2 separate regions of the Homo sapiens genome follow, and region 2 is linked to region 1. A link is an interaction called in ENCODE POLR2A ChIA-PET data of the cell type or tissue named here. Cell type or tissue: K562. All regions are shown on one strand. Links, peaks and the distances in the headings refer to the core of each region. The heading gives the core; the rest is flanking DNA.

What was found. Peaks named below come from ENCODE experiments on the same cell type or tissue, not always from the same donor. Only the 100,000 strongest peaks of a DNase experiment are listed, where the experiment ranks them.
Region 2: POLR2A ChIA-PET joins it to region 1 with 6 read pairs; 2 of 35 experiments call an interaction of 5 or more read pairs at or near these places.

The regions. Positions count from the first base shown.
Region 1 is chr6:14,973,298-14,976,213 of GRCh38, forward strand. The region is part of intron 2 of LOC105374945 (a long non-coding RNA gene); the gene reads right to left. Among named protein-coding and RNA genes, the nearest start is that of JARID2-DT, 270 kb to the right of the region's middle. In K562, for the core only: no CTCF peak of the experiment used is centred there; DNase peaks (open chromatin) are centred at 1,724 and 1,994.
Region 2 is chr6:14,873,279-14,876,194 of GRCh38, forward strand. LOC105374945 (a long non-coding RNA gene) reads right to left here. Exons shown (of 5, transcript XR_007059473.1): 3 at 1-2,916. Among named protein-coding and RNA genes, the nearest start is that of JARID2-DT, 370 kb to the right of the region's middle. RefSeq lists enhancers at 2,495-2,564, 2,585-2,644. In K562, for the core only: no CTCF peak of the experiment used is centred there; no DNase peak of the experiment used is centred there.

The sequences.
Region 1 (2,916 bases), core at 288-2,787:
GGCCCAGCTGGTCTTGAACTCCTGACCTGAGGTGATCCGCCTGCCTCAGCTTCCCAAAGTGCTGGGATTACAGATGTGAGCCACCGCACCCAGCTGTACATCCATGTTCAACAGCATTTTTCACAACAGCCAAAAGGTGGGAGCAACCCAAGTGTCCACTGACAGATGAATGGATAAACAACATGTGGTCTATACATACAATGGAATATTATTCAGCCTTAAAAAGGAAGTAAATTCTGATACATGCTACGACATGGGTGAATCTTCAGGACATTATGCTAAATAAAATAATCCAGCCACAAAAAGGCAACTATGGTATGATTCTACTTATAAGAGGTAATTAGAATAGTCAAGTTCCAGAAAGTAGAATGGTGATTGCCAGGGGCTGGGGAGAGGGTGAATGGAGATTTGTTGTTTAGTGGTATAGAGTTTCAGTTTTCCAAGATGAAAAGAGTGGTGGAGATTGGTTGTATAGCAATGTGAATGTACTTAACACTACTGAACTATACATTTAAAAAAAGTTAGGCTGGGCTTGGTGGCTCACGCCTGTAATTCCAGCACTTTGGGAGGCCGAGGCGGGTGGATCACTTAAGGTCAGGAGTTGGAGACCAGCCTGGCCAACATGGTGAAACCCTGTCTCTACTAAAATACAAAAAATACAAAATAGCTGGGAGTGGTGGCACGAGCCTGCAATCCCAGCTACTTGGGAGGCTGAGGCAGGAGAATCGCTTGAACCTGGGAGGTGGAGGTTGCAGTAAGCCAAGATCGCACCACTGCACTCCAGCCTGGGCGACAGAGTGAGACTCTGTCTCAAAAATAAATAAATAAATAAAAATAGTTAAGACGGTAAATTTTATGTTATGTGTTTTTTACCACTATTGTTTCAAGAAGGAATAGGCAGACATCCTACCAGAGGGATTCAGGGAATGCTTCTCGAAACAAATAACCTTTAAACTAAGAGATAAAGTTTGAGTAAGAAAGGCCAAATGGAACTAAAAGATGGCCATGTGGCTGGAATGCAGGGCAAGGGGTGCCGTGGCCAGAGGGAGCTGGAGTGAGAGGATAGGGCCTGGTGGGCATAGTAAGGAGTTTGTGTTTTATCCTGAGAGCAATGAAAGGAAAAAGAATACAGGTGGATGAGGCTGATCTCTGTGGAACAGTTGGCAAGCAATTCAACACACAATATCCAATATCGTGCTAAATGATGAGGTAGAGAATGTTGGTCTGGAGAATCCTGGAGAGTTCAGTACAGGCAATGGGCCCACATGGAGGAGGCAGCAGAGTGCTGGGTAAGCAGAATTTGATGGGTCACCAGAAGACCAGGGCTTAAGGGGCTCAGCCTCCTGGCTTTGTGGTGGACTCAACTTGCTCTCAAAAATGCCTATACCAAATAGAATATAAATGCTATGTAAATTGTTGTTAGACTGTATTATTTTTAAAATTTTAGGTCCTATTGTTGTATTGTTATTTTTTATTGCTGTGTTTTCCAAATGTTTTTGATTTGTGGTTGGTTGAATCCTCAGATGCAACATCTGAGGATGTGGAGGGCTGTCTGCACTAAGAATACAAACTCAGCCTAGACAGACCTGTGAATTCATCTCTGTAAATTGTTGCAAGCACCAAGAAGCATGCACATTTAACCGGTCCAACACAGCCCCTGTAAGAGGTGGGCATGTTAATGCTGGTGATGACAGTGAAAGTGTTGATAGAGATAACAGCTAATCTAACCACAGATGATAGACAACAGCTATTGCTACCCCACCCAGTCCATTCCTGGTGCCTCCCACTCTCCTATGGATTAAACTCCATTTTATAGTACATCAGGGTATTGGACTGCTTTTTGAAAAAAATGCATTGTTTTTTCCCATTTATCACCAAAAAAAAAAAAAAAAAAAAATCAAATACACTCCCTCTTTAGTCCTGCAGCAAGCAATTCTGGCTTTGTGAGTATCCCAGCAGGGTCTCGAATTTGCATAGAGCTCCCCGGCAGCTTGAACCTGTGCAGCTGAGGTGCGTTCCTTCCCCATGCCACTGGGCAGAAAGAACACCCTTAGAATGTAAGAATGGGGCTCCCTTCTAAGTGTAACAGCCTGAGTGAGCTTATGGGTAGGTTATGTCAGAGTGTTAAATCAAGTTGAGCCTAAAGCTGCCTCCTAAATATTTTAAGTTTGACCTAAAGGTTTTTCTGTACATCATGAACTATAACAAGTGGAGGTGTAAAAAGACTATAGCCTACATTTGTGACAATCATCAAGTTTTGGCCAATCAAATGTAACCAACTGTTCGAACCATGTTCAAATAATGCAGTCCAGCTGCTTCTGTACCTCACTTCCATTTTCTGTACGTCACTTTCCTTTTCCTGTCCATAAATCATCTTCCACCACGTGGTTGCACTGGAGACTCTGAGCCTACTCTGGCTGGGAAGGCTGCCTGATTGACAAATTGTTCATTGCTCAATTAAACTCCTTTAAATTTAATTCGGCTGAAGTTTTTCTTTTATCAAGAGAAAGGGGGAGGCTGATGAGCTTGTCAATTTCTCTAAACTTCTCAGAGCCTGAGAAATCATCCAACTTTCATATCCATTTCAGTGATGCTAACTCAAATAACACATATTTCCCCTACACTTTTTTCCATAACGAGAATGGGAAAGTAAATTTTCCTTGAAGTAAATTCTTTTTTTCTTTCTTCCTTTTTTTTTTTGGAGGTGGAGTCTCGCTCCATCACCCAGGCTGGAGTGTAGTGGCAAGATCTGGGTTCACTGCAACCTCAGCCTCCCGGGTTCAAGCAATTCTCCTGCCTCAGCCTCCCAAGTAGCTGGGATTACAGGTGCCTGCCACCATACCCAGCTAATTTTTTGTGTTTTTAGTAGTGTAGCAGGACAAGCCGCAGACAAAACCCCTCAGACACCGAGTTAAA
Region 2 (2,916 bases), core at 209-2,708, 100 kb before region 1:
ATAAAGGTGAATGAGATGAATGCTACCATGCTGGGGTCCTTCCTGTGTCTGTTTGGAAGCTGAGGCACCTGTCGAGGCACCTGTGGAAGGCCACTGTCTCTTGATTCCTAGCTTAAAGCAGGCAGCCCAGTGGTGAGTGAAAGGCAGTGTAGGGGAAGACTAGACCCCATAGGTTCTTGGTTGGAAAGGACCCCTGTTACAAAAGACAAGAGAAAACAAGAGAAAAACAAACAGAAGTTTATTACCATGTATATGTCACATATTACCATGTATATTTCATATATACCCAGAAAATGAGTAATTCTCAAAGAGGTGGCTTTGAATTCCAGCTTATATAGCATTTTCAACAACAAATAGTAAACTTTTTTTTTTCTTTTTTGAGACAGGGTCTTGCTCTGTCACTCAGGCTGAAGTACAGAGACACAATCATAGCTCACTGCTGTCCCAACCTGCTGGACTCAAGTGATCCTCTCTCTTCAGCCTCCTGAGTAGCTGAGGCTACTGGCATGCACCCACCCTGATAGGTGTTTTTTATTTTTTAGGGATGGGGTCTTGCTATATTGCACAGGCCAGTCTTGAACCCTGGGCTCAGGCAATCCCTCCACCTCAGCCTCCTGAGTAATTGGGACTACAGGTGTGAACCACGATGCCTGCCTAATTTTTTTTTTTTTTTGAGACAGGGTCTTGCTATGTTGCCCAGGATAGTCTCAAACTCCTGATTTGAAGCCATACTCTCACCTCAGCCTCCCAAACTGTTGGGATTACACACATGAGCCATCGTGCTGGCTATGAAATTTGTAAAAAAGTGGCAAGACAAAAGCAAAGGATTTTGAATCTTTATGGGTGGTAACTTGGAGGGGGGCAAATAACTATCAGTCAAAGGCTCATTTGTAAAGCTTGTTAATGTAGATTCCTCTGGTTCCATCTCCAGGCCAATAAGAGTACAAAGTTGCCTTCAGTGGTTAACCTTTGTTCTCTCCGGGAGGAGGGGTGGCCAGGGTACCTTTTGTCTTTGTAAATCTATGTCCTGCTTTTAGGTAACCAGAGGGGAAGATGAGAGCTTTCCTGCATTTGCTTCTTACTGCCTTCAGCTCAACAACCCTTCAGATATTGGAGAAGCATAATCCAGTCCCCCCCAGCAGCTAACTGGAAGCAGAGAAAATGCCTTGAATCATAATTTTTCTCCCTTTTCCCTACTCAGTGGCAAGCAACTGACCATTCTCTTAATCTCTGTGTCTCTCAGAAAGGTAATAATCTGCTCACTAAAACCTGTGGTTTTAGCTGCTGCTTTAAAGCAAATATTTCATGGATAAAGGAAAAATGAGGAATTATGTTCACCACACATCGTCCTTGATTTTTCTCTGAAATTATGGGAAGGAGAGCAGATATGGCATCACATCTACATCATTCAAGAACTTTACGTATCTATTTGTTTTCTAGTATGAGCTGCGCAAACTTCCCCAGAGAGCCACTTATTAATACTCCATTCGCCACAGAGAATACAAGCAAAGCAGGCCAAAGTTGCCATGTCTGATGCAACTTCTTTTAGGGTTGAACCAAGCGCTGATACCTCCAGGAGTCTCACAGTTCAAGCCACTGAAGAGGGCCCAGTGAGGAGAAAGCCCTTCCTTTTTGCCGCCAGCCTTGTATCTTTCCTTTGAAATCCCTAGGCCTTTCTTTCACTTGGCTGGCTGCTACTCATCACACTTAAATTAGAAAACCAAAGGAGAAGGGAGGGTATGGAACTTTTGTGCAGAAGGACCTACAACACTTGGGGGACAGATGGATGTTGGAAGAAAATAATCACATGCCTTTTTTTTTTTTCTTGAAATTGGGTCTCGCTCAGCTGCCCAGGCTGGAGTGCAGTGGTGCCATCATGGCTCACTGCAGCCTTGACCTCCAAGGTACAGGTGATCCTCCCTGAGTAGCTGGGTCTATAGGCGTGCACCACCACACCCAGCTAATTTTTGCATGTTTCATTAAGATGGAGTTTTGCCATGTTGCCCAGGCTGGTCTGGAACTTCTGGGCTTAAGCAATCCACTCTCCTCTGCCTCCCAAAGTGCTGGGAAGACAGATGTAAGCCTCCACACCCGGCTCACCTGCCCTCTTAAGCATGCATTTCTGAAGTTTGCAATTCTACCTCTGCGTCATTCCATCTGTTTGAGGCACTTTCTTTGAGTGGGGGCTGTAGAGGATGGGGAAAGAAGACTCAGGGACCATACCCAGGGATGGTAGTCTTAGCTCTTTGGAAATCGCCAGAGCTGATTTGCTGACTTGCACAATCCAAAGAGAAGCGTTTGATGATTTGTATCCCCATCTCCTCTGACATGACTATGGGAAGTTACATAAAGACTTCTGAGATGACGGTGCTACCAATGTTTTCCACAAAAGCACTGGGTTTGGCCATAGTTATGCTGATAAAAAGGCTGAGACATGGAGAAATATCACCACTGTACAAAAGGTCATTTTATCCTTGACGTCCCCAGGCTTCCCAGTGAGAAAGAACAGCAGTAATCATTCATATTGAGTCTCGTTTTTACTCAGCTACATCTTACCAGGCCTTCTTGAAACTGACGTGGACTCTCAGCATGGAAAGTTCCAGACTTAGGGTTTGTTTTCAAAAGAAACCAGATCTGCAGGCTAAGTAATGAAGTGTTAGGCCACAAAATACATTACCTCCCAGGAAAGCCCCTTAAACTCAGGCAAAATTCTCTCTTTATTTACTCACAGTATTTCACCAGAACTTGAAATTGTTAAAAAGTCTCTAACCAATGACACCACAGGAATGGCCCTTGGACAAGTTCTTGGTCAACCTCTGACAAACAACAGGGTGGACAGAAAAGAAAAAAAATGCACAAACCTATTTGCCAGGCCAGGTGAATGATGAGGTTTTTGTTGTTGTTGTTTCCATGTAT